4 separate regions of the Mus musculus genome follow, and all the other regions are linked to region 2. The links are chromatin loops, found by intact Hi-C in ENCODE. Cell type or tissue: heart. All regions are shown on one strand. Region 1 overlaps Srgap2 (SLIT-ROBO Rho GTPase activating protein 2). Region 2 has its middle 28 kb from the start of Fam72a. Region 3 overlaps Ikbke (inhibitor of kappaB kinase epsilon). Region 4 overlaps Srgap2 (SLIT-ROBO Rho GTPase activating protein 2).

Region 1 (8,000 bases), 260 kb after region 2:
TTTTGTTTTTATGGTGTTGAGGGACAGAACTGAACAAGTCACATATTCAGATGGAGAACCCCACTGCCAAGCTACAGCTTCATCCCTGGGTATTAAGTTTTAAGTCAGCATATATTTGATGCCACTTATTACAAAGGAATGATAGAGAACAAAGGCTGAAAATAGTCAAAAGATAAACAACTGCTAGAACGTTGAGATGGCTCCCTTGAACTGCTTGCTTGGTGGTATCAAGATTCTTCTGATGAATTTCCTGGGGCAGACTATAACCAACCCATGTCAACCTTTCCTAGGCACCAGCCAATCAGTGCGTGAGTGACAGACAGCCCCCATATGCCTGGCCCTTAGGAGCGAGTATGCCGTTCTGTCTTCCTGACTATCTCCACAACAGTCCTCCCATGCAACTTCAATTTCCTGATTGTCTAAAGAACTCTCTCCTCCTGGACCCTCTCATTTGGTTAACTCCTCCTCACCCTCCAAGACTCACTCTAAGCATTACTTATTTGGGGAAGCCTTCCTGACACCCTAAGTTCCTTGAGGCTGAAAAAAAAAGTGCTCTCATCCTGCGTTCTAGAATGGCTTGAGTTGTTGGTGCTCAGTGCTATCCATGCCTGGTTCCTCCTTCAGGCTGAACTTGTAACCAGCATCTCTGTCTTCATGGCCCAAATAGAGCCTGGGATGACACACTGCCACAGCCTCCTAAATCTGCCCTCTCAGCAGTTCTGATTTGTGAGTCAGCCATCCTTGAATGGGAAAAGGAAATCAGCAGAGTTCTTAGGGTGTGGCATTTCACTTTAATTCCACATCCTATATTAACCATCTGCGTTGTGCCAAGCACCGATGCTAGTGATTCAGAGCTCACAGACTGGCAAGGCAAAAGACCATATGGAAGGCAACTGAAACACAGTCCCATGTAATCACTGAGGGGATATGGGAGGGGAAAACCTCTCCAGTCTGTAGTTGGAGGCACTAGTGTCTGGAAAACTTGACAGAGGAGGGCTTATTTCAGCAGAGCCCTCCTAGACTAAAAAGCATCCTTTTTCTTGTTGAAAATGGCTGCCTTCCAAGGCTAGTCCTACCTAGCCATACATGCTTAGAGTGGCTGCTGGGCACACCCTGCTGGACCCAGAAAGATAAAGCAGATCTCAGCTGTAAGCAGCATAAGAACTTACTTCAGATTTGGCCCCCAGTCTTCAGAGTCCTACCCTTACCATCCAGAGACCCCACCCAGCTCAGCTCATCTTCCTCAGTAGATACAAGATCAGAGCTACCCAGCTGCTATCTGAACTAGCAGCTAGATGGCATCTTAGATGAGGTCCTTTAAAATCTGGTTTGAAAAATGAAATTATTCAGCATCGGACAATACCCATATGACTAGGATCCTACCACACCATATCGTTTGAGAGCCTTTTGTGGTATGAAATAAATTGGCCCAGTGCTGGGTGACATAGGAGTTGCATAAATGTCCTTTCCACCCTAGGAGCAGGCACACAGTGAGCCCTCTGTCTGTGCCAAAAAGCAGTTCCTTGAAAAATCTTTTCCATGTCTATGAATACGAAACAGCCTCTTACTAGAGCCCAAATGATGACAGGCTCATTATACATAGTTGAGCAAACTGGAAACGTTAACTCCTGTTACCAGCAGTTCTCCCCTCCTTGGTGATGATGAGACTTTCTTACCTGGGGCCTTGGGCTGCTGTTCAGGCAGGCAGTGGAGTGGGTCTTTTCATGACTCTTTTCTCCCACTAGAAACTTTCTCTTAAACAGGCATTTTTTTCTGACAGCATCTTACATGTTTAGAACTCAAAGCTCACAGCCACCAAGTAAGTATGCATTTCACTCCGCCCAGGTTGGGGGTTGGAAGGGAACCGATCCAGAGAGAAAACAAGAGAAAGAAAAGCTGGAGAGTTAGTGTAATCTATTTGACTCTCTTTAAAAGTCCCAGGTGCCAGCCTCTACCCCCTGTCACAATCCTAGCTCCCTTGGAGCCAGGGCTCCCTGATCAGATGCCATTTTTGTTTGTTGAAGGCAAAGGAAGCGTCCAGAATCTGGGAGCATCAGAAAAGCATTTCGGAGTGACAGCCATGGGCTGGGCAGTTCTCTGACTGACTCCTCCTCCCTGGGGGTGGGGGCTAGCTGCCGTCCATCCTCCCAGCCCATCATGAGCCAGAATCTCCCCAAGGAAGGGCCAGATAAGTGTTCCATCAGCGGCCATGGCAGCCTCAACTCTATCAGCCGCCACTCATCCTTGAAGAACCGGATGGACAGTCCGCAGATCCGGAAGACCGCTACGGCAGGAAGGTCAAAAAGTTTCAATAACCATCGGCCCATGGACCCTGAAGTCATTGCACAGGTAACAGGGCTCTGAACAGTTACGTGATAAGCTTACACTGGTTACTTCCCCTCAGCAGCCCCGGAGAACCCACAGAACTTAAAGCAGACCAATGCTCTGTACATTCTATAGAGAGTACTGCAAGTATCATACAGTGAACCTGCCAGAACAGCTTAATGAGCAATCTGCCTAGTCCTATCTCTCCAGCAAGAACCTGGAAGTAGAATTAGTCGTACTAAGGTAAAGTCTGGGGTGATAGCTCAGTGGATAAGAATACTTGCTATGGAAGCAAGATGAACTGAATTCAAATTCACAGCACTCACATAAAAGCCTAGCATGGCCATATATGCCTGTAACCTCAGTGCTGGGGATTAGGAGCAGGCAGCCAGACCAGCCAAAAAGCAGCAAGCTTCAAATTCAGTGAGAGACTCTGTCTCAAATAAGATAAGGTAGAGAGTAATAGAGGAGGGTACCTGACATCTTCCTCTGGCCTCTGTCCATAGGACACATTGAATAGGTAGGTAAGTAGGTAGATAGTAGACAGATGATAAAAACCCAATAGTAGGCTTTAGTGAAGCTGAGACAAATATAGTCTGTCGCGTTTATATATTTCTCTACCCATCCCCATCACCCCACTTCCTGAAGCTGATCTAGGTGCTTGTGGGTAGATAATTAGTCCACATCTGATTCTATCATAAAGACCCCAAAGTATCCATGTTGCTTGAAGCTCAGGTACTAGAAGGGCCTCCAGCCCAGGGCTCCTGGTAACAGTGCAGGTGAGCTCCCGATTGCAGGACTTTCCTTCTCATCTACACTACACTGCTGACTCTGTGTTTTCCGTGAAATATTAGAAGCCCAACCCGACATCTAAACATCCAGCTACTGGGGCCACTCCAAGCAGTTCTCTCAGACGTCTCTCCCAGCTATATAATTTTCACTAGAACAGGTAGGAACTAAGGGCTTGGTTTTGTCCTTTTCCTCACCTCATCTTCTGGGGTGACAGGGAAGGGCAGTGGAGGCTCTGTATGGTCTCTGTTGGCTGCATTGCTGCTCAGCTTAAGGAGGTGTACCTGGTGAGGCCAGAGTTAAGCCCTGGGCCTGTGATGTCTTGCTTTGCTAGCCTTCTATCCTGTTTAAGCTCCTGACAGCAGTCTGCCTTGCACCATGGGAATCCTCCTTGATCTTCTTTTGGCCAGTCATTAATCAAAGTGTTAGAAACCGCAAACATACTAGCTGCATTAACAGGACGGGGCCAGGAGATAAGAATTCTTCCAGAGCATTCTAAAAGATTTGGGAAGTCTAGTGTATAGCTCAGTGATGCAAGCTCAGAATGCTTGCCTGGCATGCATAGGCTCCTGGGTTCCATCCCTAAGGTTGCAGGAAGGAAAAAAAGGGGGGCTAATTAATGCCACCGTGATTAGTGAAAATGAGTCCCTGTCATTCGTAGCAACATAGATCATGCCATAGGACCAAAAGCCCTGAGTGGGAAATCTGAGGCTGACTTGGAACTTAAAATGTTTGAAAGTATTCTTGATCCCAAAGAGGAGTCCTGTGGTGGCAATATTAAACACGAGTGTGCAGCAGGGTATGGAGGCTGGGTGCTTACACACAGTGGTTCTCTGGTTCTGCCTTGAGCCCCTGGGCTAGGACTGCTTTTTTCCTAAAAGCTGCAGTGTCCTCTGATTTGTAGATGCTAACTTACCTGTGTGGGCTTTGGCTCCCCCTTCTGGCCACTCTTTGGGTTCTCTTTCATGGTGCTGGGTAGAAGGAACCAGTTTCAAGGAGTTTGGAAATTGAAGCATTGTTCTAACCAGTCTTCAAGGACTTGGCTCTTGAACGGCCCTTAGCTCATGTGGAGGATGGAAGGAATAACCCCCTTAACCATTGGCCTTGAAGTCAAGAAAATAGAGATCATACTTGATCTCCACCACTTTGTAAAATGTGTTCACTATGTACACTTTCAAACAGACACAGACATAGAGAGAATTATATAATGAATCCCCGTGTACTCATGACCTTCCCTTTCTCCATCTAACTGTGTGTAATTTCATCCAGAAATGTCTCAGCACCTGTCACAGAAAACAAGGACTTGAGTTGAAAAGACTCAGCTACTCTTTCCTTGTTAATATTTTCTCTCCGTTGTTAAACTTAGTACATCTATGCAATGTGTTTGATCATGTCTTCCACTGCTCCCTGCCCCCAGCTCCTCCCAGAGCCTCCCACTTGGCTTCCAGCCCAATCTCCTGTTGTTGTTGTTGTTGTTGTTGTTGTTGTTGTTGTTGTTGTTAACAACCCACCCCCAGTCCAATACATACTGGGCTAAGGTTTCCCATATGTATTGGAAGTCTAATATTCCCATATATGCATAGGTCTAGGGCTACCTTCTGGGGTATGATCTAGCTACCAGGAGCCCCAATTCCCAAAACTGAGTGACTCTTCCTCAGCAACTGTCAACTGCCAGTAGCTCCTCTGATGGGGGTGGGGCCTAAGGGGCCCCACCCCAGTTTCTGCTGGCATTTTGGCTGGCTTGATATTGTACAGGTGACCCCAACGGGTATAAGTTGATGTGTACAACAGCCTTGTCATATCCAAAAGTCACCAGTTACTCTTTCTAAATTCCTGACGATGACAATCTCTGTCCCCTTTTTCCACGATCTGGACACTCATATGTCCCAGGACTTTGGCCAATGAAATAAGGCATTTTATTGCTGGTTTCATGGCTTAGCCTATTTGAGTGAAATTGGATCCTTGGGTATATCTGTCTTGGTTTGTCTTACTTTTTCCTTTTTCCTGTTTTGCAGGATATTGAAGCAACAATGAACTCTGCCCTGAATGAGCTTCAAGAGCTAGAGCGGCAGAGCAGTGCTAAGCACACACCTGATGTGGTTCTGGACACCTTGGAACCACTCAAGACCTCCCCGGTGGTAGCCCCCACATCTGAGCCCTCCAGCCCTCTGCACACCCAGCTCCTCAAGGACCCTGAGCCTGCCTTCCAGCGCAGCGCTAGTACTGCTGGGGACATTGCCTGCGCCTTCCGGCCTGTAAAGTCTGTCAAGATGGCTGCTCCAGTCAAACCACCAGCCACACGGCCCAAGCCAACTGTCTTCCCCAAAACAAACGCCACTAGCCCTGGTGTCAATTCATCTGCTTCCCCACAGGCCACTGACAAGTCTTGTACTGTCTAAGGGGTATAACATAATTATTCTAGACAAGGAGACTGGCCGTTTCTAAAATCTTCCTATTTAAGTAGCTTGGGGACTCAGTTGAAAATTAGGTTCTAAGTTGTTCTTACAGGAATTAGCCTTCCCATTACCCAGACCTCGAGAATGAAGCCCTTGTTACTGCTTTCCCCGTTCTGGTCCTTCCTCCACTCTTTGCTTCCCTCTGTTGTTGGAATCCAGCCAGCTCCAGTACATACTGTTCTTAGGTTAGCCAGTGACAGGTTGTCCATGATCGGGTTGCTGCGATATCTGCCAAGGCAAGACATAGGGACATAAGCCTACGTCTGTCCCTTCAGACCATAGAGGACACCTTGACCAGATGTTTGGCTGCAGCTCTCAGTGACATCTTGTTTTTCAGTACTGATTTAAAAAATCATATATAGCCCAGTTTTCATTTTATATAAATATATATATATATATTTGTGTGTATGTGCATGCACATGCACACCCATATACAACACAGGTTTTTCTAGCCTCTCCTGGTCATAGACCACTCTTTGTTGTGGTGGCAGTTCACACAGAAGCCACCTGGAGTCTCTGTTCTCATCACAAACTTTGTTCTGTTTGGAACAGAGAAACCTGGCCTTTGAGATCTCTGTCATAAACATTTAGCAGAATGGGACAGTCCTGTGACCTGCCGTGCGGGTGGGATTCTGTCTTCTTCCTCTTGCTGTGAGGGAGCCACCGGTTGTTTGCATTTGCTCTGCTCCATGCTGTAGAAGTGCATCCTAGTCTTATCTCGGAGCTTTGGAAGTTTTTCTGAACATAGAGACTTTTCTTCCGTTCCTGTCTTTGTCTCTGACACACCATTTTCCATGTAAGATGTTTTCCAATATAAGACAGTTCTATAGCTAGCTCCTTTTAGAGTAAAAAGTCTTAAAGTTTTATTGTGTTTATGGCAGATTTAAAAAGGGTAGGAAATGAGTCCTTCTTTCTCCCACTATTTTTGGCATCTGATACTTTTAAAATTTGCCATTCCATTAAAAAAAATTAAGTTGCTCTCTGCTAATCCAAAAATTGGGCCCAGATTAAAACTATTTCAAGTTCACCTCTTGGCTTAGTTTTGTTATAAAGCTCTCGGGATGAACAGGGGCTTGAAAATCCCTCGATAAATTCTAGAAGTGCTGCCTCTTGAAACTGTTTTTTGTTTATCCAAACAAGGGTGACTAAGGGAACTTTGACCTCCACCAACTCAAAACTGTTTTCCCAAAACCAGAATCTTAAAAAAGGGAAAAACTGAATGTGTCACATTGGGTCCTGCCTTTGACCTTTTTCTACCGTTAGATGCTCTCCCAACCTACAAGCCTGGTGCTTGAAACACTGGCTCTTTTACATCGTGCTTCCCCAGGAGCACCAGAGCTAGGAAATCACACCATGGGATCATGTGTTTCAACAGCTCCCTGCCGCTCAGGCTCATTCTCTGTTTCCTGGCTTGAATGCTATGCTTTTATTTTAACTGTATTGTTTTCTATAGTTCAAGAGAGATGGGTTTGTCATTTGGGTTGGAATCTCTGAGTGTTCTTAGCTTTGGGCTAGAAATGATCCTTTTGGACCAACTTGTGAAGCTGGCAGTTGAATCTGTAGAAAGTGGTGGATGCCTCTCTCTGAGTGAAGGGAATGGGGAGCTTGAAGGAGTCACTAACGAGAAGAGTAACTTGCAGCACCAGGAAGACTGCCCCCTGAGCTAGAGCAGAGAGAGCTTGAGTGGTGTGAGTCTGACTGCATGGGGCACCCCTTGGTCCTTTGGATGTCTGATCCTTGCTGTGCTTTTTACTGACCTGGGCTTGTACTGCTCCTGAGCCAATAGGGGCTTCCAGACCCAAGGATCCGTTTCCTTGATGACTAAGAAGCCCCACCCTTCCCTTTTTACATTCCTCCTAACCTAAGTGAGCAGAGTTTCCACCCTGCCCTACATCCTCTCTCCAGGCACTACCCTCTAAGAAGGTAAAAGCAAAGGTTCTTGAAGACCATGCTTTGGGCCTGTACTTTCCTTCTTGCCTTCTCTCTTAATCCTGTACATTATTTGTGTTTTTTCATCCCTTTGGTCCGATGTCCATCTGCTGATTTGCATAATGAACTGGACAGTGTACAAGTGGTTCCCTACTAACCCCAGCTCTGGGAGCCTAGCTGTCTTCCTTATCTCTGGTGCTTCTGACGCCTGTGAGACGGTCCTGTTAGAAGGAGTAGGAACCAGAAGGAGGAGAGTCCTCCGCAGCAGAGCTCACTTCAACTGGAATTGAGGTTGCACACTGTGATTTCACAACCAAAAGCCAAAAGGAGCCGGCCACCCCAGGCCTTAGGCAACCAGCCTTCCTCAAATAGGCTTGCCTGAAACCAGCATGATGTTTCCAAGAGCCCTGCTCTGCCCCTCGTGGCATGGATCCTTTCCCTGGTGTGGACTTAAGTCTCTGGGGAAGAAAAGTGGGTGGGGCTACCAGCATCCCAGTTTGG
Region 2 (8,000 bases):
ATTGATTCCTTGGCATCGAGACCTTTGCAGATTTATTATCATAGACTTGATTTGGCCTTGCTGAACCTGGGGTTGATAATTCTCCTTCAGGAGCTGCATAGGATTCAGACCTGTGCATACTGGTTCTTGATAAAAATGAATCCAGTATGGGCACCAGCGTGGGTTGCGAGGCTAAGCACCTCAGGGGAAGGTCTAACACGGACCATCTCTGAATTCCCCGTGAGACAAACCTGGTTTGCAAGGAGGTTGGTATCTGTTTTCAACCTTATCCTAAGGATTTTTCTAAGGCTCTGCCTCCCCTCCCCAAAAGATACCAAGAGCCATGACTGTGGGTTATGATGGTACCCCCAAGAGGAATCAGGTCAATGCTCCCAACCCCTGATGGTTAACGCCCACTCATCCAAGGATGAGATGACTATTGATCACTCCAGCTCCGTAGGGCCTTATTGAAAAGAATTAAAAGGGAGGACAAAGCCAAACATGGCAAGATTTGGGTTGAGCTGGGGTTCCTAGGGAAAGATTTAAGAGTCGATCTTGTCAGTATTCTACTGATGTGAAGAGACACCATGTCCATGGCAACTTTTGTAAGGAAAGCATTTAGATGGGCCTGGCTTATAGTTCAGAGGTTTATAGTTCATTATTGTCATGTTGGAAAGTAATGGAAAGCTGGCAGGCATGACTCTGGAGAAGGAACAGAGTTCTACATCTGGATCTCCAACCAGCAGGAAAGAGCATGAGTTGTTGGGCCTAGCTTGAGCTTCTGAAACATCAAAGCCCACTCCAAGTGACTTACTTTCTCAAACAAGGCCACACAGTACTCCAACAAGGCCACATGTCCTAACCCTTTTAAATAATGGCACTCTTTATGCACCTATGGGGGGTGGCATTTTCACTCAAACCACCACAGAGCCCCAACTCAAGGTTCTGGCTGTCAACTGGCTTTTATGCAGCTGAAGCTTTTCTTTCTTTTGTCAACTGATGCTGCATCAATAGCTATGAGCCCTCTGTTCTTTGTGGATCCTGAGCCCTTAGGGCTTGAACCTAAGAAAACTCCATATGGAGTTCCTACCTATCCCTGAGTGGGGCAAACGAGCCCTATCCCAGGTATATTTATCTCCTACTATAGAAGAATGACTCCACCACTAGGACAAGCTTACTCTTTCCTCCATGAACTGTTCCCCAGGCTTTTCCAGGCATATCTAACCCACAACCCATGAGCTGCATGTGTCCCAGGACAGCTATAGATGTGGCACGAGACACTTGTAAACACAATGACATATCACAATGCCAAAAGGTTGAAGATCTCTTATCACTGCAGAGACTGAAAGTAGGGCCTGAAGACCTAATTGAGAATTCTTAGTTTTTATTCTTCCCACCGGACTTGATAGCCTTCCCGGTCAGTCTCATTTTCACCTCATTTGCATACTCACATCCAGCCAATTGGAGCCTAAGTGATCCCTTATAAATTCAAGCACCTGGGAGGACCTTCAGCCAGTAGAATCCCTGCAGAGCTCAACAGAAAAGGGAGAAGGCTGTCCTCACAGCCTTCATCTGGGAAGGCCTGACTGATTTCCCTAGACCCGAGGCTTCTGTTCTGGGCAGGATGGTCATTTGAGTCCACCTTCAGGACTCAACCAGAGGTTGCAGTCAACCATTCCTGCCTCCAAGACACTACATCTCAGCTCCAGAAGGCAGTTTGTCTCTGCAGCTGCTTCCAGCCTTCAGTTCCCACTGCTCTCCAGACCCGTGGCTCCAGGCTACCATACAGGCTTACAGCCTCAGAGACCTACAACTCCAGACTTTGGGGCTTGCTACTCCCACTGACCTGCAGACTTGCACTGCAAGGGACTACTTTCAGCTGCCACCCCAAAGTCTAAGCAAAATTGCATTACCTGCAACCTCTTTTTATTAACATCCTACTGAGGGTCTCAGAACTTTTACTTTTCCCTTTAAGTTCCTGCTTCTAAGCAGCAGTGAAGGCTTCCTTGTTTTCCTTTTGCTATCTGACCACTCTGAGGGACCCTCAGGGCTTTTCCAGTCCCACACCCTTCTTACAGCTTCCCCCTCCTGTGAAGCTAGGCCAAGTTCCATTCTCCACCCACATGATCATTCTTAAGTAAAAATTTCTCAGAGTGGGGATGGGGGGGTGAGGACTGACCAAGGGTCAGGGTCTTACAACTCCATTCTTGGAGGGAGGGAGGGAAGAGAACTAGATTGGAAACAGGCAATGGTTTCCAATGACTGCTTCACTTTCAGCAGCCAGGTATGGTTAAAAGAAAGGCAAGGGCCATGATACTGGCCTGGAGTCTGTCAGAACCAAAAGAGCCAGCCCCAGTGGGCTGCAGGCTCAGCAGGAAAGAGTTTAGCTTTTCTCCCTTTTGAGTGTGAGCCTGACCTAGCACAGCAAGTTACCCCATAGAGACTATTGGAGGGAGGAAATCACAAGTGATGTCATAGCAGCAATAATCTAGGACAAGGAAGCCATATGGGTCATTGAAAATGATTGTGGGTTAAGGAAGCTAGATGGGGTAGCATCTCCCATCCACATCAGTGTATTGTGGTGCGTGTGCACACATGCACATGAGTGCATGCTTTATTTTTTTTTTAAGCATCCCTTAGCTATCCAAGATCAATTCACTCTTGCTGAGATCAGAAAGAAGTAGATCTTCAGAGATCTTGCAAATCTCTGTAAAAGGTTTGTTTATGTGATGGTATTCCTTGAGTGTCTTATAGGCGCGTACCTGTGTGCACCATGGATAAACAATCTGATTGAACGTATAAAATATCTCAGTGGATAAAAGTGGCTGCTACCAAGGCAGATTACCTGAGTTTGAGCCCCAAAACCCACATGATGGAGAGAGAACTAACTCTCACAAGTTGTCCCCCAACTTTCAAAAGCATGTTGTAGTATGTTGGAGATTGGTTCTAATGCTTTGATTCAATTGGGAATCTGCATATCCAAACACCAAAGGCCCTTGTGCCCAGTTGGTTTTTGATCTATCAATAAAGATGCCAGTGGCCAATGGCTGAGTAAAGGGAGAGGGGCGGGACCCTTAGAGTTGCACAGGCTAGGATGCAGGGGGGAGGAGAAAGGAATCTCCATGACTCAGAGGAGAGATGCGGAGGGAAACATGTCAGTGTGCAGGCCGACTTGGTGCTGGAGCAGCTGAGAGTGCTATATCTTGTAGTAATTGTTGCAGTAATTCTCTCCATCCCTAATATGCCCTGGCAATGAAAACACGACTCAATTAATATGAATACATTCTGTGCGCCTAGATTAGGTAGATCTACTGCTACACTACCACCTTCCACATCTATGAGACCCCTTAGAATCCACAGGCAGCAGAAGGAGACTGTACCATGCTGGGTACAGCTTGAGCATAGGAGACTTCAAAGCCTGCCTCCACAGTGACACAATTCCTCCAAGGCCACATTTTCTAATGGCTTGTAGTGGTTTGAATATGTTTGACCCAGGGAGTGGCACTATTTGGAGATATTGCTTTGCTGGAGTAAGAGCGTCCTTGTTGGGGTGGGTTTTGAGATTCTCATCCTAGCTGCTTAGAAGACAGTCTGCTCCTGGCTTCCTATGGATGAAGATATAGAACTCTCAGTTACTCCAGCATCATGTCTGCCTGGATGCTGCTGTGCTTCCTGCTATGACGATTATGGACTGAATATCAGAACCCATAAGTCAGTACCAATTAAATGTTGTCCTTTATAAGAGTTGCCATGGTCATGGTGTCTTCACAGAAATGGAAACCCAAAGACAGGTCAAGCACTCAAACACATGAGTCTATGGGGCCATAGCTATTCAAACCACCACAACTAATTTTTCATAGAAAGATATCACTATATACATGTATTGAAACTTTGTGTGTGTGTGTGAGAGAGACAGAGACACAGAGAGAGACAAAGAGAGACAGACCTACACACAAACACATACACAGACATACAGAGAGACAGACACACAGAGAGACAGACAGAGATACAGAGAGAGACAGAGACAGACCTACACACAAACACATACAGAGACACACACAGAGACAGACACACAGACAGAGACAGAAAGAGACAAATAGAGACAGACAGACCTACACACAGACACATACACAGACACACAGAGATAAACACAGACACAGGGAGAGACAGACTTACACACAGACATATATTATATATGTATATATAAATATATATATGTATATATAGAGAAACAGAGGCATATGTATACATATATATGTTATGTATATATAGAGAGACACACAGACAGACAGAGGCAGGCAGGCAGGCAGACAGACAGACAGACAGACAGACGCACGCACGCACGCACGCACGCACGCACGCACGCACAAGAATAGAACTCAATACGTAACTGTATCACCGGGAACAAAGCCTTCTCTATTCCTGTTCAGTGTCTGGCTAAAGGACAGCAGGTGGCAGCAGAGTCCAGCCTGGGGTTGTAGGAGCAGCTAGAGAGAGAAGCAGTTTTTGAGTAAAGCCTTCCCTCTGAAAAATCTTAACACGAGAATAAAAATAGAACAATGAAGAGCTGGTGCCACGAGCTCCAGTCACTGCAGAGCCTGATGTCATTCACTGTCTGCCATCTGCAGAGCCTTGTCCTTCCAGGAGAAAGCAATGGTCCCAGGCTCTGAGTGGCCCCTCCCCAGCTTTGCTCAGGTCACAGGATGAAGCTGGCTCAGCAGGAAAGGGGCTCTGGGCAAGCGGAGCTGGAGGAAGGACTGATTTTTAGGAGACTGCAGACAATAAAGAGAAACAACAGAATGCTAAGTCAAAGGAGGTTGTCGCAGGAGACTACAAAATGCATGGTGCCACTGGAAGAAAAGTTCAGAAGAGGCAAATCTAGAGACAGAAAGAGATTAGTGGTTGTCCAGGGCATGGGGAGGTGGTAACTGTGGCAGAGCTTCTAATGAAGACCTACTTTCTTGACAGGATGGAAAGATCCTGAAATTTGACTATGTTAGGGGTTGTAAAATTCTCTAAGTATGCTAAGAATCATTGAGTTCTACATTTGAAATGGGTGAAATTTATAGAATGTACGTTTTCTTATAAAGATAGATCATAGGCCTGGCTTCTCTCTCTTACTTGCTATGGTCCCTCAGTTTCTTTTCTATACCTACAAAAATTAAGTCAGGATAATCTAACGAAGGCTATAAAAATGTCAGTCCATAGTGAACATGGAATTCGTGTCATTTTGTTTTCCTGGTAAGATGACATTTTATCTCAAAGCTTAGCTGTGTCATGTTTTGCTTTTGATACAACGACAAATGTCTCCACTGCCTTCTATTCCCACACCAGATATTTTCAATGAACAACTTTGCTTATTACACAACATTGGGAAGTCTCTGAGAACAGAAGTTAATAGTGGTGTTGTGCTGGGAAGGGTCTGAGTAGGAGGGAATATCCCTCCCTTCGACTACAAGGAGAACAAGACAGAGTCACTAGAGCATCCCTGCAGTGCAGCCTGTGCAACCATTGCACAATGGGATCCCAGTCCCCACCATTGCCAAAGGTCTCAGATCGGAGGATCAACGATGTTATAGTAAAAACCATTTTCAACTTGTAATTACTATTGTAATGATTCAGTTTCTCGAGAATGGTAATTGTATAAAATTGCTCTTGCAGTTTTCTTTTCAATACAATGTGCCTGTAAACCATGGATATCCCCTTTGTAAAAAGACACTGTAGATAGTTGAACATTTGATTATAGCAAAGTCATTAGTTTCTTGTTACACATTATTGGGTTTAATATTGTTCTTGAAAATAGTTGATGATTATGTTAAGTATAACTTTTCTAATAAAATTTGTGTTCAAGTTGTACATTTTGGAATATACAAAAAAAAAACATTTTCAGAAACTAGAATATTAGAAGAAAAACCAACACAGTACAACATTGTTCCTTTAAATTCATGTGAATTTCTATACCACACTTGTGAACTATTAAAAGATTTCAAAGTTGGACTGGAGAGATGGCTCAGCAGTTAAGGGTGCTTATCCACAGGACTTGGGTTCATTATCTAGCATCCACATGCTGGCTCACAACCATCTGTAAATCCAGTTCCAGGGGATTTTCTTCTGAGTCCCAAGGGTACTAGGCATGCAAATGGTTCACAGACATACAGGCAAAATACCATACACATAAAATAAAATTTAAAAAGACTTTTAAAAAAAGTCTTCAAAGTTTTCAAGTAAAAGAAAAAAAAATCTGCCTTAATCCATCACTATCTGTAACCCTATTTATGTATAAATGTAGTCTTAAAAAACATGTTAGCATAATCATGTGTACTCAGTAACTCCAACCCTGTAGCACTGTCTCCCTTTAATTGATCCCATCACTGGGTTCCTTCTTAGGGGTGTTCTGTTTTGCCACATTCAAAGTGTATGGCCTTCAGCACCTTTTGCTTTAACCGCTGCCCTACAGAATTGGATGATCCTTGGTGTTACTCTTTTATCTACAGGGCCATCCCTCTGCTCTAGTGGTGGAAATATTACAGCCCACAAAGCAGATTAAGTCTCTGTTCCCCTGGAGTTTGCTTCATGGTAGAATGAGTAATGGCAACGACAAATGTATATGTATTGCTGTGGACTGAATTGTGATGCCATATGTTGGACCTCTGACTGCCAGTGTGATCGTAATTGGCAATGGAACCTTTGGAAGGTGATTAATAGTGACATCATGAATCTAAGATCCTCTTGAGAGGAAGAGGAGATGGTTTAAGTTCTATGCACACCACACAAAACAGGGAAACAGCTGTCTGCAAAACAGCAAGGACCCTACTGGCACCAAAGAGTGGACTAAGATGGCTGATCTTACTGCTGGAACGAGTCCTGGACAACACCAAGGTGAGGAGCAGGCTAGGGAAGCCTCTTGACTCTGATCAGACTCGGGCCTCCATAAAATACTCATCTGTAAAAGGTACCTGGAAAATCCACGGTTCTGCCCATCTTACGGTTGGGAGAACTATTCACCTAAGCACACACGCAAGTGTGCTAGACTTAAGGTGTTGGGTAGGGCATCCTAACCATCCTGGTTTAAATTTCAAACTGAAGATTGTGCCCCTAAATTAGGATCTGGCTTCCCTAGTCCACAGTGTTTCCTTTCTGGAGGAGAAGCAGCGGGTGTCAGGCAGAGCTGCTCCTTCTCAGCAATTCTCCTTCCTTACTATTGGCTCTGCAGAGTTGCTCTTTAGAGCCACTCCCCTTTGAGGTAGCAGCCCAGAGAACCAGGCTGATGGCTTCCCAATGGTCCTTTAGACTGGGATGAGAGCTGACCAATCCACTGTGATGTCACTATTTTTATCTTTCTCAGAAAAACCGTAGTGAGCATCACGGCACAAAACCATCACTTAAAAATTATGCAGACATTTTGTAAAATTAGATTTCTGCTTCTCTCATCTCTGAAAGGTTTTGCTGAGTGTTTCTGATATGGGGCGGGGGAAGTTTTATCCAAGCCCCCCCCCTTTTTTTGTCATTGTTGTTGTATCTTGGATTCTCCAAAACAATGATGGCATCCAGTGATGTGTCCATGGAAATATCTCATTTTCAGCTTTTGCTCCCTGGGGACCCTCCCTTACTGACTGTGCAAAATAAAATAATGCTCTTCTCCTGATGACTCACTCCCTGGTGTAGGACTGAGGGATAACCTCAAGGAATTCAGAGTACACCACACCATGGATCTCTCCAGCAGCTTGTGTTGGCACACATTTCTCCAGGTGGCCCCGAGACTAAAGGGATCCTCATATCCTCATGTAACTGGCAGGTAGACTACTTTCACTTCTGAACAGTCCATTTACGGAAGCTATTTTAGAAAGGAAACATAAATGGGATTTTAAAATATAAAAATATGATAACTGCAAATAAAAAAATCACAAGAGGGTACTTAGTAGACTGACAATAAATTTCTTTCTTTCTTCCTTCCTCTTCCTCTTTTTCCTCCCCTTTCTCTTTCTCCTCCTCCTTCTTCTCTTGGTTTTTTGAAGCAAGGT
Region 3 (8,000 bases), 290 kb after region 2:
TCACCACCACCTTAAAATTTTATTAAATTATGTCTACTTTACGTATATGAGTGTTTTTGCCTGCATATGTTTGTGTGCTGCGTGTGTGACTGGAGCCTGCAGAGGCCCGAAAAGGGTGTCAGATCACCTGGGTCAACTGGCTCCAGTTGTGAGATGACCTGGGAGTGGGGTGAGAATTGGACCAGGGTCGTCAGGAAAAATGGCCAGTGCAATGGTAATGATCCATCCCTCTAGCTTGGAATGCCCCTCCTTTGCCCTGGGGGGGGGGGCATCTCTGATCTCCTTCTTTCTCTGCCCCTGAGTTTCCTTGTGGCAACTCTTTATTTGGATACTTCCCCATCCTTAGCTGAGCCAAGCCATTAGTGCTCTGTCTATCCCCAGTGGCTGGCATGAACCACCTGCGGGAGAATGGCATTGTCCATCGGGACATCAAACCTGGGAACATCATGCGCCTGGTGGGCGAGGAGGGGCAGAGCATCTATAAGCTGTCTGACTTCGGGGCTGCCCGCAAGCTGGACGATGATGAGAAGTTTGTTTCTGTCTATGGTACAGAGGAATACCTGGTAAGTGACATGTTGGTGACCCTATGCCCTCGCTGTGTGCCTCCTTAAGAGTCCCCCTAGGAGTGCCCATGCTGTCCCTCCATAGCCGCTTTCTGCCTTTCTTCCATAGCACCCTGACATGTATGAGCGTGCAGTGCTGCGCAAACCCCAGCAAAAGGCATTTGGTGTGACTGTGGATCTCTGGAGTATTGGGGTGACCCTGTACCACGCAGCCACAGGCAGTCTGCCCTTCATCCCCTTCGGTGGGCCCCGGCGCAACAAAGAGATCATGTACGGTGGGCTATGGGACAGGGAATGAAGAGGACTGGCCCTGAGTGTCTTCCAGACACCTGGCCCTCCCTCCACTGGGCCCTACCTTCAGTGTTCCCTCTAGCCCTGCGCCCATTCCTAGCTCACTGTGTCTCCATTAAGGCTTAGGTTACAGAGCCTGCAGGGGTAAAGATGGAGCTGGTACCCAGTGTCTCTCACTGACTGCTAGGAGGAACTTAAGACAGAAGTTGCCAGGATGTACTACACAGAACAAAAGAGATGAAGAGTCCAGCCAGTGAAATGAGGGACCTGCAATACGAGGGTCTACTGAGCTGTTATTGAGTCTGTGTAGGAAAGAGGCAGCAAATCTTGGGACAAATTCCCAAGGTTCTAGCTGGAGGGCAGCAGGAAAAATATCCACTGGACTGAATGCCGAGAGCTCATTATAAATAACCCTTAGGGAGGAAAAGCAGAAACGTATGTTGGCTGTAGATAATGTGCAGTTGAGAGAAGAGGGTTTCAGGGTGGCAGGGCAGTCCATAAGCACTGTGTCTGCACCATTGGCAGTTAATTGTCTCCAGCGGTTATTGAGAGGCGGGGTATGGTGGCCTTGGAGGTCAGAGGTTCTGGGGTCTACAGCAAGCTTGCAGCATATGCACAGGAATGTGAAATTGTTCCTGGTTGAGTCCCTCAGAGCTTACAATGGTTAGCTTCTCTTTCCTTCTTAGTCTTGTAATAAATGGAAGACACCTCAGGAAGGTGTTACCCGTGTGTCCTCAGGAAGGTTGGTGTATGCTCCCTCGGTCCTGGGGCAAGCTGTGTAGAGCCAATGCTATTAGGTTTAGGGATGGGGTCAGGAGTTGGAATGGGATGAACTGCCAGGGAAGGATAGATCAGAGGGGCAGTTAGAAAAGTGGAGAAAACATATGGTGCTGAGCTTGTAATGGCACAGATGTGGAGGTAGCTAGACCTGGTGTAGCCATAGCAACAGCGAGAAGGGCTCTGCCTAAAGCATGGAGCTTGCCTAGGCAGAGGTGATCTCACAGGTGGAGCAGGGTGCCAGCCCACCGTACAGTGGCTGAGTGACATGGACTGTGATGTTTGGAGTTTCCTGTTTAAATATGATGGGTGGGTGGGGGAGGGGTCTAGAGCCCTGATTCTGCCCCACTACAGGTACAGAATCACCACAGAGAAGCCAGCCGGGGCCATTTCAGGGACTCAGAAGCAGGAAAATGGTCCCTTGGAGTGGAGCTACAGCCTCCCCATCACCTGTAGACTGTCCATGTAAGTGGGAGGGGCAGGCTAGGGATCGCTTCTTTCTGCTGAGTCAAGAGTGCCAAGCTATCTCAGCAGAGCCCCAGGGGCCTCCACTTTTCGTCTGTAGCCTGGGGAGTTCCATCTAGACGCTTGGGCCCCGGCTCTGACAGTCCTCGTGTCTTCTGTGTGCAGGGGACTGCAGAACCAGCTGGTGCCCATCCTGGCCAACATCCTGGAGGTGGAAGAGGATAAGTGCTGGGGCTTTGATCAGTTCTTCGCGGAGACCAGTGACATTCTGCAGCGAACGGTCATCCACGTCTTTTCCCTACCCCAGGCCGTTTTGCATCATGTCTACATCCACGCCCACAACACGTGAGTGGGAGCAAGAGAGAGGGGGAATAGGAGTCTTCCCTGTCTAAGCAGTGGTGTGGGTCCAAGGGGTCATCTCCCAAAACATATCTGGGGAAAGTACTATCTCCATCAAGTTCAAGGCAAACAGTCTTCCTTGTTTGTGTTCCGAATCCCCCACTCTTCCCAATGCTAGCTGGCACTGCTTGTCCCAGAGGCGGGGTGCTCAATTTCCTGGGTCTGTAATTTGTTGTTCATAGAACCCTTTTCTCACTAAATTCTTGGCCTTTGCTGTTTAAGACAGGATCTTGCTGGGTAGCCCCAGCTGATAAACTCTCCATCCTCCTGCCTCAGTATTTCGAGATGGGATGTGCCCCCCACACCTGGAGCACTCTATGGGATGGGGAGAATTTGTTGCAGTACAGCAGGGTTGGGCATAAAGGCAGAGGTTAGGCATCTGAACTCTGGGGTCCTCTTCCCATTCTTCATGGGGAGTTCCTGGGCTCCGCCTTTCTTCTGAAGCCTGGGAAGTTCCATTTAGATGCTTGGGCCCTAGCTAGGACAGTTCTTGTGTCTTGTGTGTGTAGGGGGCTGCAGAGCCAGCTGGTGCCCATCCTGGCCACACCCCCACACAGACCCTATTGGAGAAAAGCTGAGCCTTCCCATGGTGCCCCCGGACAGAATTCTCCTCTCACATGTGCAGGATTGCCATCTTTTTGGAGGCTGTATATGAGCAGACCAACGTGACCCCCAAACACCAGGAGTACCTCTTCGAGGGTCACCCTTGTGTCCTTGAGCCAAGCCTCTCAGCCCAGCACATCGCCCACACAGCTGCCAGCAGCCCTCTAACTCTGTTCAGCATGTCCAGCGACACACCTAAGGGGCTGGCCTTCAGGGACCGTGAGTAGGGCCACTCAGGCTGAGTCTTTTATACTCTGGACACCCTCCCAAAACACGACTTGTTTTCTTAGTGAGTGTTTCTCTGGCCCATAGAGTAGAGCATATTTGGGTTTGGATTCTATACATGCCTCTATGTGGCCACGTGACTTGAGTTGGTGACTAGACTTCCTTGGGTTTCTCCCAGATCCTCCAACAGAGACAGGGCATTTAGAGCCTTTATACCTTCATCAGTTTCGGCCACTGGTAGGGGTGTCTTGGATATTTGAGTTGAAAGGAGCATGAGTCCAGGCTGCTGGGAAAAAGGGCTGGAGGACAGAGACATAGATTTTCTTTCCTTAATTTCTAGGATAAATATTTCTTCTCCTTTGGATCATGCTCAGTCCTCCTCCGAGGTGAGGGAGTGAGCTTTAACCTCTCCAGTCTTAAGGCAGGGCTTTGAACTCTGGAGTGTAGTTCTGGGATGTGGCCACAAGGTGGCGGTAAATAACTGCAACTTTGAGGATCCACAGGGTCGACGTTTGGGGATGCTTTAAATGGGAGATCAGCAGCGACTGTGTGCTGGGGACAAGGAAAGATAACCTAAGAGTTGACCCAGTCTTTAAAAGCAGGCCCCTCAGACAGAGTCTTTGTCTGCAGCTGCTCTGGATGTCCCAAAGTTCGTCCCTAAGGTTGACCTACAGGCCGATTACAGCACAGCTAAGGTGAGGGGCCACCCCCAGGAGGCAGAAGGGGGTTTGACACGAGGAAGGACTAATCCTGCACATCTGTACTTTTCAGGGGGTGCTGGGCGCTGGCTACCAGGCCCTGTGGCTGGCGCGGGTCCTGCTGGATGGACAGGCGTTGATGCTTCGGGGGTTACATTGGGTCCTGTGAGTACCGTGAAGCGCTGGAGGAGTGCATAGCAAACCCGTCCAGACTTCTCCTACCCCTTTCCGAGGTCACGCCTACAAGCGCAGGGCCCTGGTGGAGGCGCCTCTGACTTGGGCTGCCCTCACACAGGGAGGTGCTTCAGGACACGTGCCAGCAGACACTGGAGGTCACACGGACAGCCCTCCTCTACCTCAGCAGCAGCCTGGGCACTGAAAGGTGGGTGTTCCACCTAGGCCAACTGGGGCCCTTCAGCTCTCCTCTCTGCTCCTTACCCCTGAGATGTATAAGCCTTCCCAGCCAGAGCCCTCCTGCTCCCACTCTTCCCCTTCCCCCAACATTAGCACCCTCACCAGGTCCTTCAAACCTTGTATTCCCAAATGTATATCCATCCCTGGCCTAGTCCTGCCTATCACGGAGAAATCCACCGGGGCCCTGCCTCTCTGGGATCGAGGGCAGTCGGGTAAGGGCAGTCTCACTACCCTCAAAAGGGTAGATACCCTTTCATGTCCCAGAACAAGCAGGCCCCCTACCCCAGGTAGGACCTTAATTCACCAGGACTCTGAATGATTCGTGACACTCGTTCTGTGTGAAGCCTCCCAGAGAATTCAGGGGAAGAACCCATTCCCAGGTTCTGTCCCTGCACAGCAGCGATGGAAATTCAGACTGTTTCAGCCTCTGTAGCTTTTGCTCATATTTCAGCTGGGTCTTCCACTTGTCCTTGCCTTCTGAGCTGAAAAGAAGGAGCCCGGGAAGGAGGACGCTAAGCTAGTGAAGGGTGGAGAGAGAGAGCAAGGGAGGATTCGCCGCGATCAGGAGAACATCACCGGAATTCTGAAAGGCTGTAGTGTGTCCGTGATGAGAGACCGGAGTTCTGCAGCCCGAGGAAGTTTTTCCCCATCCCAATAACTTGAGCCTTTCCCTCGGAAGTACAGGAAGTTTCCCAGGGTGGGTTGGATGCCTGTGTGGGCCCAGGGCTTGGTTAAAACAAATGGTGAGATGATGGGGGAGGGAGGAAAAAGAGCAAGAACTATTTCCAGTCACGTGACAGGATTGGCGCCAATTGTGGTGGGAGAGGTTGGAAGCCATTGCGAGCACTCCTGTTGGATATCCTCTGGCCATTGCGAGCACTCCTGTTGGATATCCTCTGGCCAGTCCTCTGGCCACGACAGAGATGAGATCTGTGTGTACAATGTGACTTCTGCTCCACGGAAGGGCCTGTGCTTGCCAGTCCTTCCTTGGTACATGAGCCTGGGGAAGGAAGGGCCCTCTAGAAACGGGAGCCAAGTCACCGAGGTTCCGAGCCCACAAAGCCTAGGTTGATAGGGGGATGGGAGGAACGTGTGAGGCACATCCTGGAGGGAAGCTAGGGAGAGGGGTGGGTGGGGAAGTGTTGGAATACTGGAGGGGCCACCTCTAGAGAGGTTGGTAGCAAGAAAATAACCATTTGTGGTCCTTTGTGAGTTCTCGATCTGGGGAGAGGTATATAGAGGAATGTGTGGGGTGTCTGTCTCTCCCTTGCCCTGGACTGACAGCCTGTAGGAGACAGGCATCAGGAGCTGGGGTTTCCACTCTGGTTCCTAGGCTCTGAGGCCAGTGGGTGTCGGTTGTATGAAGGAGGATAGAGAACAGAGGAGCCTGCAGGGACCAGATGTAGCTTGCAGGAGACCATGGGCCATCTGTACCTTCCCTTGCCTGGCCAATATCTAAAGTCTCCTCTGTAATCCCATTCTTTCCCAGACATCCTCAGACCTGTAGATTTCTCTAAGCCTTGGAGTCTAAGTCATCTACATCGGGATGGGAACGTTTTCATGAGTGGAATGTCACCTTTGTTGCTGGAGGCAAAGTGATACTTCCTTCCCGTCTGATCATCCTTTCTTGCTTCAGAGTGCTTCCTTAGCAAGGCGGGCTTCCTATCTTTTATCCAGAGGGTCTCCAGCTGGACAGATCTGGACATCAGGCCAGGTCTCAGCAATCCCGAGGTCTCCCCACTCCTCAACCCCCAATAATATAAATTCACTCCCATAACAAGCCAATAGTCACACATAGGATAACTGCTATGAACCCCCCAGAGCTTTCTGGCGGGTAAAGCAATGCAGAGTTCCTGCCTTCATAGAGGCTCTGGTGGACTCCGAGACTCTCTGTTCACCTCTTCCATCCTTCTCTGATCCTGCACTTCCAAGCAAAAAGATACAGGATTCTTTCTTTAATTGTTATCATGTGAAGACTATGCTGACATATGCCTTTCATCCTAACTCTCAGGAGACAGAGGCATGAGCATCTTTGAGAGCAGCTTGGCCTGCATAGTGAGCAAGTTCCAGGATATAAGGATACATAGAGAGACGTATCAAAGAAAGAGAGAAAGAAAAAAGAAAGGAAGGAAGAAAGAGAGAGAGAGGAAGGAAGAAAGAAAGAAAATATGGTTATGTCTGCGAGGGGAAAGTGGACAGCAGGCCCTACCCCTAAACAAAAAGCTATTTGCAGTTGATACCCTCTGGCACAGAGAAAATCAGTTCCACCCAGCAGAGTACCACTGGGAGTAACGACCACTCTACAGAAGACCCCATGGCCAGGAGGAGCTGACCAACATAAAATGAAGTCCATGGTTGTTGGGTTCTTGGGGGAAAGGAGGCAAGACTCTCTTTTATTTTGTTTTGATATTTGTCCTATTGAGATTTTTGTGTGTTTGTTTTTAAAGAAGGAGAAAACAGAAAGTTGGGTGGGTAGGGATACAGGGAGGGCCTGGGATGGGAGAGGGGAAAAGCATGATCAAAATATATTGTATAAAAATTTAAAATAAAAACAGAGAGGGAGTAATTAAAAAGGCTACATGCTGGTGGAGAAAGTCAGGAAGTGGAGAAGGACCTCCCACCCAGACACGAGTAGTCACATAGCATTGGTCCCCTTCTTTGTCTGTCGTGTGTGTGTGTGTGTGTGTGTGTGTGTGTGTGTGTGTGTGTGTGTGTGTGTAAACTGTCACCTGCATTCTGTCCCTAAGCATGTTATAACCTGCTTTCCTCAGCAAGTGAGCTCTCTTCCCTCAGTACATGTGTGTGCATGTGTTCTTGTGCGTGTGCTTTGTAAACTGTCACCCACATTCTGTCCCTTAGCGTTTTATAACCTGCTCTTCCCATTAAGCAGGTGAGCTCTCTTCCCTCAGTACGTTCACATCTCCTCTGTACCATGGTTGGAAATTTTCTGTCACAAATTGTCCCACAATTCCTTTTTATAGTTTGTTTTGTCCAAACTGGAAACCAGTCCAAGACTACATTTTGTGTGTGGTAGTCCTGTTCCATGAGTTTATTAAGCTATTCCCTCCGCCCTCACCCCACACACCCCTTGTCTTCATTCCTCTGGCTTAGGAAAGCTCCCAGTCCACTGCCCCACCCTCAGGTTCATAGAACATTCTGTTGTCACTTGGCTTCTTCTTTCCCAGCAGCATCTTTGGGGGCTCCTCAGACTGTTGGACATTTTGTGTTAGAACACACCATCAACCATGCTGAGTCCTTCCTGGGTACACACCACAGGTAGTGGTCATGTGATTTCTGTACTGTGTAGGTGTATTTTTCCTGCAAAAGAACCAGGGTAGTGTTACCTTGACACCTTGAAGATATACACCTGTCAATCATTCTTGGTTGAGTTGCCAATCATTTCACGGGGCAGTGGAATGTTCATGGTCCAAGTCCTGGACTATTATGGGCTGGTACCCTCCCATCAGTGTGCTACTGGTTGTCAGGAAATATAGTTTCTACTGAAAAGAACTTCATTCTGCTTAGTTCTAGAACTTTCTAGCAAGGTGTTTTCTAATAGCTACCT
Region 4 (8,000 bases), 190 kb after region 2:
GGCTCAGGCTGGCAAGATAAGTCACTTACTAACAATCCCGACACCCTGACTTTGATGCCCAGAAACTTTATGTTGGAAAACTCAGGCAAGTTTTCTCTGCCCTCAGTGTGCCCTGTGGGTGGTATACATGTTCTCTCCTCTCTCTCTCTCTCTCTCTCTCTCTCTCTCTCTCTCTCTCTCCCTCCCTCCCTCCCTCCCTCCCTCCCTCCCTCCCTCCCTCTCTGTCTCTGTCTTTCTTTCACACACACACACACAGAGAGAGAGAGAGAGAGAGAGAGAGAGAGAGAAGAGGGTATGAATGAAAGGACTCTTCCCTTGCTTCAGAAATGAGCTGTGGTATGTTAGGGGCTGGAGATGCAGCTCAGTGGTAGAGTGCTTGCCTGGTACCCACCAGATCCCAAGTTTAATTCCTAGTATGGAAAAGTAAAAAGAGTGTGCTCAGCTGTTGTAGGTATCTGAATTTTTGGTTCTGAAAACAATAACCAATTGTTTTTATTCTCTGCATTTTTGGCTATTAACATTTGGTATAGAAAATACATTTCTTTCCTACTTCCTCATTCTTCTAGTTGTACTATTTTTTTATAAGTCTTTTTTAAAGATTATTTACTATATGTTAAGTACACTGCAGCTGTCTTCAGACACTTTTTTTTCTTCTCACTCTGGCCCCATTGCCTTGCTGTAGCTCTCTTCAGATATCCCAGAAGAGGGTATCAGATCTCATTACGGATGGTTGTAAGCCATCATGTGGTTGCTGGGATTTGAACTCACAACCTTCAGAAGAGCAGTCGGGGCTCTTAACCGCTGAGCCATCTCTCCAGCCCTATTTCTACTATTTCATGGTCAGATGCAACCTAGGGTAGGCAGCAATAAAGGATCAGATAGCTACTGCTGCTCAGAATTAGTCTTTTGGAAACTCCTTAATATTATCAGAATCAGGTAGCAGTAACTGCTGTTGCAAGACATTTTTATTGAAGAGCCACTGCCTTAGATAGCTGGGGAAGAAGTGAAACAAGTGAGAATTGGGGGACCTGAAGGTCTTAACATCTGCGCCAGAAAAAGCAAATGCACTCAGTTTTAGGTGCTTTCCCTTCTGTGGAGAAGGAATGCGCAGCCCAAGCCTGCGGACACTAGCCTGCTGAGGTCAGTGTGCTGTCAGTACAGTACCTTCCTGCTTGGAGTTTTCTGCTGAGTTTAGGGTCTCTGAAGTCCTTGAATGTTTATATTCTTTTACTGTCTAATCATGTTGGACACCTTATTTTCCTTAGGAATCCAATGGAGTTTTGCCTCCAAATATCTGAGAAAGCATGGTCTATCTAACCACAGTTTCTGGGTAGGATGTTGCTCTCAAGCCTGCTTTTGAGAGCAATTTGAAAAATCAAGGGCTGTAACCTATTTTCCCTCTACATGATTGTCTCTACTGGACTATAGAAAAGGCCCATTTCATTTCATTAAAACTCTGAGTAAACTGACATAATTGGTTATCTGATTTGCTAGGTTAAATACTGGGCTATAATTGAATTTGTGTCATTTGTAGAGCCTATGCTGCTCTTGTCTTTGCTGCCACCTCCTATCTCCTTCTGGTTTTCAATTAACCTTCCTTCCTCTTTTCTTTACAGAGTAAAGAAGTTGGCCAGCAACTCCAAGATGATTTGATGAAAGTCCTGAACGAGCTTTACTCGGTAAATCAGATGGGCTGCCTGGCTCTTTTATCATAGAGAGAAGCAGCATTTGGCTGTTTGCAGCCATACTCACGTCAGCAACAGAACTCAACTGAGGCTGAGGACAGTGCCTATTCCCCATTGGGGGTGACCCACCCACTTTTTTTCCACGCTAATTTTTTTTTTCAAAACCAAATAAGCTAAAAAATATTTTTCCAGTTGTGCAATTTTATTCTGGCTTCATCTGGGGCACCATTGAAAGAGACCAGCCAAGGTCTAGGTTACCAGAACAGCTGGGGTACAATTACCAGCAAGCCAGGGACCCCAAACTTGATGACAAGGAATGTAGCCTACATCACACTTCTGCATATTGGAAAGCGTTTAGGTCTTAAACTATGCATCAGAACTTAGATTAATTGTGGTTTGAGATTAGAGCAGATGCTGTAAATGGAAGCACAGATTCCTAAAGTCTTCAATGTGCAGCATCATTTCAGGCGAAGAGAACATGGCAAACACAACAGAGAGGTAAGCTTCGGCCTTGGAGAAAAGAAGGCAGTCTGCTTTGAACTCTTCAGACTGTGGTTTGTAGCAGTGTGCCTCAGGAGCCCTGGTGTTTGTTTTCTCTCAGCCATGTTTTGTTAATTACATTGAGAACACACACCAAGGAAGTTCCTTCTGCCAAAGGAGGAATACTTCAGTTGTAAACTTGTAGCTTTTCCAACCCTTTCCAAAGTTTGGATGTGCCAGCACTATGTGTCATTTTCTAGGGTGCCCTAACCTATTTGAAGGTGAAAATGATCTTCTGTATTTACTTCTTCCTCCCTCCCTCTACTCCTCCTTCCCTCTCTTCCTCCCTCCTTCCCTCCCTACCTCCCTCCCTCCCTGCCTTCCTCTTATCTCTCCATGCTTTACCCCCTTCCTTCACAGGATGGGAGGATAGTGGTGATGTGCTCCACAAGCGTCTGAGATCAGAATTCCAAATTCTTGATCCAGAAGTTTAGGTGTGGCCAGTATGTCATGGTAACTGTTGGTAAATAGACTTGAGTGGTCATCTAATTTGTCTCCAGTGATGCTCCAGTTGTTTTGAATTTCTACTCACTGACTCTTAATCTCTGAAGCCAAGTAATAGGTGGTACTCTTTGTCCCCTAAGTTTTTATTTCTCTCAAATGAAGTTAAGACTTTTTAAAAATAGAAGCATGGTATTGTGAACCATTTTCAGAGTGGATGAGTTTCCTGAACCTTATCTTTTCATTGCTTAACTTCTCTTTATTTTTAGACCATCTTCTAGGTACCAAGAAGAGCTGAGTCTTGCCTCTGTAGATCTCTCTAACATAACAATGGCACATGCTATTCTAGGACTCCTGTTTTCCCAGTAAATAAGCATCTTGAGTCTTTGCTATTTGCTGTTTACCAGAAGTCGAGCAACATCCTCAAACCAACTCAGACCCAGCATACTGCTTTTGCAGTGAGGTAGCAGAGGAAGAAGAGTCTAAAGAACTGTTAGCTTTGCCTTACTTCATAAGTGTTGATTTAGAAAGCAAATGGCAATATGTAAGCTGTGGTGGAATGAGGATGAAAACCATGGAGCTTGCTGCTTTTTCTGATGAAAGACAAGATGGAAGATTCTCCCCACCCACCCCAGCCCTGTGCCTACCATCCCCTATGTATTATTTTTAGTATTTATTTTGAGTGTGCATAAGGGATCATTCTTAGAAGTTTGTTCTCTCCTGCCACCTTGTGGGATCTGGGGATCAAACTCAGGTCATTAGGCCTCTCTACTCAGCCATCTCCCAGCCCTGAGACCTCTATGCTTAGTCTTCAGACCAGTATTGGCGATGGCTTCTGTGGCCACCATGAGCCCATAGTTAATAGAGAGCATAAAGCCTAGCATCCACATGCAGAATCAGTGCGTGTGCTGCTCCCTGCTTTGAGGTGAATTATTATACTTAAGATTCATCAAGTCCCAAATAAGGCTTAGCTATTTACATCTAAATGGAAAAAGAAAAACAGAAGACACCAGGAACTTCCAGAGAGGACAGAACAGACTCTGGTACACTGAGCCTTATACATGGTGGCCTCCCCCATTCCTACAAAGTAGAATGTGTGTCAGTGTCTGCTGATGTTTTTAGTTGTCGTGACTGGAGGATCCTACAATGTACAGAACAATTTGCCGCAATAGTTATCAAGCTCCAAAAGCACGGGTGTGCTGAGCCTAGACTGCTAAATTAGACACCTGAGAATCTGTCCTGCTCTGACTACTAGATGCATGCACTTGGAAGTCATGCACTGCAAGTCAGCATGATGATAAAAGTTGGTGGGAAGTTTGTTGTTTTCCACCCAGCAATTCCCCAGAAGCAGCAGCAAGTGACATGCTCTGATACCTGTATGCCATATGGCTGACAATGATTGAGGAATTCATATTTTCAAAATATGAGACTATATAAATTTGAAGGACCAAATAAATTTGAAGATTCTGTATAGATTATTAGGAAAGTTACAGACTAGAATTAAAAGTTGTTGTTTATGTAGGGTGAGAATATCTTAGGACTGGTCTGAGATTTGGGTGACTATATATCCTTTTTGCTGATTAGCCTAGTGCTCATGAAGAGAGAGAGAGCCACATTTTATTCAATACTTGAGAAGCAGAGGCAGGTTGAGTTCAAAGTCAGTCTGTTCTACATCGTGAGTTCCAGGCCAGCCAGTGTGACACAGTGAAACCTTCTCTTAAACATCGTGAGTTCCAGGCCAGCCAGTGTGACACAGTGAAACCTTCTCTTAAACATCGTGAGTTCCAGGCCAGCCAGGGTGACACAGTGAAACCTTCTCTTAAACATCGTGAGTTCCAGACCAGCCAGGGTGACACAGTGAAACCTTCTCTTAAACATCGTGAGTTCCAGGCCAGCCAGGGTGACACAGTGAAACCTTCTCTTAAACAGTTTCCTAGGACATATTTTTAGTGCTGAATTGGTAGTCTTGAGGAGAGCAGGATGTTAGTCACCCTACATGAGATAGTGGCTTCCTCAAGCAGGAACTTGATACTACCATGTGCTGCTAGCTTTGGAAAGCTATTTGCCATATATATACTCTTTGGGCATTAGGAAGAAATACGGAGAGTTTCTTCTAAAGAGCATTTCCCTATTTGCTCTATTTAAGAAAACAGGAAAGAACTGCTTTCACTGATCCTGTCAGCAGTAGAAATCATATGTGGCCAGGCATTGGTGGTGCACACCTTTAATCTCAGCAATTGAGAGGCAGAGCCAGGCAGATTTCTGAGTTTGAGGCCAGCCTGGTCTACAGAGTGATTTCCAGGACAGCCAGGGCTACACAGAGAAACCCTGTCTCAAGGGGGAGGGGGGGAAAGAAAGAAAGAAAGAAAGAAAGAAAGAAAGAAAGAAAGAAAGAAAGAAAGAAAGAAAGGAAGGAAGGAAGGAAGGAAGGAAGGAAGGAAGGAAGGAAGGAAGGAGAGAAGAGAAGAGAAGAAAAGAAAGAAAGAAATCATGTGTGATTTGTGGGTCATTGAAAGAAGAGATGAAGACCACTGTATTTTTCAGTGGTCTTCTTGCAGTTGCCCCTAACACCCATGAATACTTCTTTTGAGGGAACCAATTACTCAAGGGTTGATCATCTAAGTACTTTTAAACTTTGATGAGCCAAGAGGCAGAGCCCAGGTAGCTCTAAATAAAGATGCCTTTGAACAAGAGATCCAGAACCCCATGATAAGTAGCCAGCTATTCCTCTGCACCTTCTTCTTCTGCCTGAAGGGGCTTTGATTTCCCTGAGTTAGCATTATGTGCCAGGGGGAGTTTCCCACAGCTGTTCTCCCAGAGAGCAATCCCAGAGATTCTTGCACATATGTATGCTGGTCCATTATCCCCCTCTCCATCACAATGAGCTGGCTAGCTTGTAAGCCATAGTAAAGTGGTTTTCATTTTCTTTCTCATGTTGTAGGAATGCCTTTGAAGTCAGAGTGCAGTACTTCCTAAAGAACTCTTGGATTGATTGTCTGCCTCAATTGTACAGAGAGGCAGTGTCTGGAAAACCCAGGAAGCCCCTACAGGAAAGAGTATATATGGAGACAGGGAAGCCACATGGATTGGCCATGAAGAGTCAAAGAAACAGTAACATGAGAGAGGGCGGGGAGAGAGATAGTGAGACACTCTGGGGCTATCTTTACTCCAGAGGTTTTATGCTTCTGTATTATCTCTGAAGATGTCTTCTTGACTTGGTGCAGCAGCTGGTTGCAGGGCTGTTTCAAATTGAAATTCAGCACCTGTTCCCTTGAATCAGTGTCAGCTAATAGTCCCCTGATACTGTTTGTCTATTTGACCCTGGCATTAGGCACTAGCCATATAAAGACAAATAAGAGTTAGTGCTAAACTCAGGACATTTGGTTTTAATATGGAGTGGGGGTGCAGCAAAATGAGGCAGCAGATGAAAATAAGGTGCAAACTCTTTTACAAGTCTGTGGTAGAAGGGCATGTTCTTGAAGAGGTACAAGAATGGAATCTTAATTGCCAGTTGCCAGGAAGTCTTGGGTTTTTCACCTATCTTCTCCCCAACTCCCTTCATTGAGTTCTTACTCAAAGATATTGCTATATCTTTCCCATTCTCCATCTCTCTTGGGCTCTTACTGATAAACTGTTTTCAGTCTTTTTTTTTTTTCCTATATATACTGTTTCCACTGAGTTACCTATTTGGGTCTTACAAATTTTAGAAAACATTGGAAACCTCCTCAAATGTCTGAAAATCATTCTATGTAAATATACATACATATATACATACATACATACATACATACATACATACATACATACATGTGGTTTTGAGGCAGGGTTTCTCTGTATAACCCTGGCTATCCTAGATTCTCTCTATAGAACAGGCTGGCTTCAAACTCAGAGATCCACCTGCCTCTGTCTCCTGAGTTCTGGGATTAAAGGTGTCCACCACCACCCCTGACTGCTTACTCATATTTTGGAAGTGAAGCATATACAACATTTCCTAACTATGAAAATTTTAATTTCTTTTCATGAGAGGCTTCCTTGTATTCTTTAAGGGCAAGTTGCTGTTTTACTACATTTGAGTGCTTTGATCTCCCATGTTTATTTGCCATGTTTCCTCTTTAGCCTGTACTTCATAAAATAAAAATTCACTGTTTTATAATGCTTTACTCTAATGCTTGAATTCCTTTGTCTCATTCAAGTGAAAAAAGAGAAAAAGATCCCCTTGTCTGCCCTTCTTCAGGCAGCAGGGCAGGTGCCTTTCTAACTTCTTAACCTGGACAAGTAATGATCTGGTCAGGTGTCCTAGAAAAGCTTTGTTAATACCATTGATTGTTGGTATACAGGGTACGTGGAAGGTGAAGCTTCCAGGAAATGATGCCAGGTTCACTGTGAGGTGAATATTTAAATTTTTCTCAATCTAAAATGTGACATAATTGAGGCTGTACTGTACCTCTGTATTCCTCTTCCAACTCCAGGTGAACCTCCACGTACCCACAAGGTACCAGGTTTTCCCAGCCTGAGCACCACTGAAATTCTAAAACAGACATGTTTTTGTTATGGACTCTCCATGTCTCTCTGTCTCTACCTACTAGCAACTTCTAAGTTCTAGACATTGCCAATTGTTATCTGGAGTCTAAAACAGCCCCTAAATGAGATGCTGCTCTCATTTGATCAGTTTCATTTCTAAATGAGATCAGCGTCTTTCTTAGGATTTCCTTGCCTGTCCTTTATCTTTCCTCCCAGGTAGTCCAGCTTCAGTCCTATTTAGAGGATAGTCACGGTCCATTAGTGGATAAGATGTAGACTTTGGAGTTAGATAGATCTAAGTTTGAATTCTGACTCTGCCATCTACTAGTTGTAAGACTTTCAGTGCCGAGGTAATGTTGTTGAGCCCTACTTCCTTATCTTTAGAAGTAGAAACGCTCGCATGTCTTTCATGGAGTTGTTCTGCAGATTGAGTCTGCATATATAGAACTGACACACAGTGCACTGAATGAATGCTAGAGATTGTTCGTCATATTGAGTCAGTACTTTTCTCTGTTGTCAGCCACTCACAACTCCTAGGCTTTCTGCTCCTCCTCTTCAAAGAAACCTCATGACATCAAAATTTCAGCACTTGTGAATTTCCAATTGCTTGATTTGTTATGAAGTATTTTAATCCCACATAGAATCTGAAAGCTGCCTATGTGGAAACAGGAACTTCCTGCAGAGTAGAGTTGGCCCCTGTTTAGCTGGATGTAATGTATTTCAGAGGACTAGAAATGAGCTGAGACTCTATCTTCCTGGCCTTCTTGCTAAGAAAAAGTGTTCAATTCCTAGACAGTAGCTCTTTTGAAAAAG

Evidence for each region. Hi-C counts contacts between places; a loop is a spot of excess contacts. Peaks named below come from ENCODE experiments on the same cell type or tissue, not always from the same donor. Only the 100,000 strongest peaks of a DNase experiment are listed, where the experiment ranks them.
Region 1: a loop joins it to region 2, with 7 times the contacts of the local background. A loop is called at or near these places in 36 of 42 quality-filtered maps.
Region 3: a loop joins it to region 2, with 2.9 times the contacts of the local background. A loop is called at or near these places in 16 of 42 quality-filtered maps.
Region 4: a loop joins it to region 2, with 8 times the contacts of the local background. A loop is called at or near these places in 12 of 42 quality-filtered maps.

What each region holds. Positions count from the first base shown.
Region 1 is chr1:131,286,870-131,294,869 of GRCm38, reverse strand. It overlaps Srgap2 (SLIT-ROBO Rho GTPase activating protein 2), which reads left to right. Exons shown (of 23, transcript NM_001081011.2): 22 at 2,025-2,349; 23 at 5,130-8,000. The coding sequence ends at 5,513. The region is part of intron 1 of Gm51644 (a long non-coding RNA gene); the gene reads right to left. Among named protein-coding and RNA genes, the nearest start is that of Ikbke, 11 kb to the right of the region's middle. In heart, a CTCF peak has its summit at 4,059 (motif pointing left); DNase peaks (open chromatin) are centred at 683 and 7,949; H3K27ac peaks cover 345 bases.
Region 2 is chr1:131,551,757-131,559,756 of GRCm38, reverse strand. No RefSeq gene overlaps it. Among named protein-coding and RNA genes, the nearest start is that of Fam72a, 28 kb to the right of the region's middle. In heart, a CTCF peak has its summit at 4,441 (motif pointing right); a DNase peak (open chromatin) is centred at 4,496; H3K4me3 peaks cover 631 bases; H3K27ac peaks cover 831 bases.
Region 3 is chr1:131,266,204-131,274,203 of GRCm38, reverse strand. It overlaps Ikbke (inhibitor of kappaB kinase epsilon), which reads left to right. Exons shown (of 22, transcript NM_019777.3): 6 at 382-563; 7 at 673-833; 8 at 1,986-2,096; 9 at 2,262-2,441; 10 at 3,121-3,317; 11 at 3,954-4,018; 12 at 4,095-4,186; 13 at 4,317-4,403. Gm28913 (a long non-coding RNA gene) reads right to left here. Exons shown (of 3, transcript XR_878525.3): 3 at 6,967-7,753. Among named protein-coding and RNA genes, the nearest start is that of Gm51644, 5.4 kb to the left of the region's middle. In heart, a CTCF peak has its summit at 3,784 (motif pointing right); no DNase peak of the experiment used is centred here; H3K4me3 peaks cover 302 bases; H3K27me3 peaks cover 1,911 bases.
Region 4 is chr1:131,357,681-131,365,680 of GRCm38, reverse strand. Srgap2 (SLIT-ROBO Rho GTPase activating protein 2) reads left to right here. Exons shown (of 23, transcript NM_001081011.2): 5 at 1,617-1,679. It overlaps Gm51644 (a long non-coding RNA gene), which reads right to left. Exons shown (of 4, transcript XR_003947997.1): 3 at 7,111-7,194. Among named protein-coding and RNA genes, the nearest start is that of Ikbke, 82 kb to the right of the region's middle. In heart, a CTCF peak has its summit at 3,400 (motif pointing left); no DNase peak of the experiment used is centred here.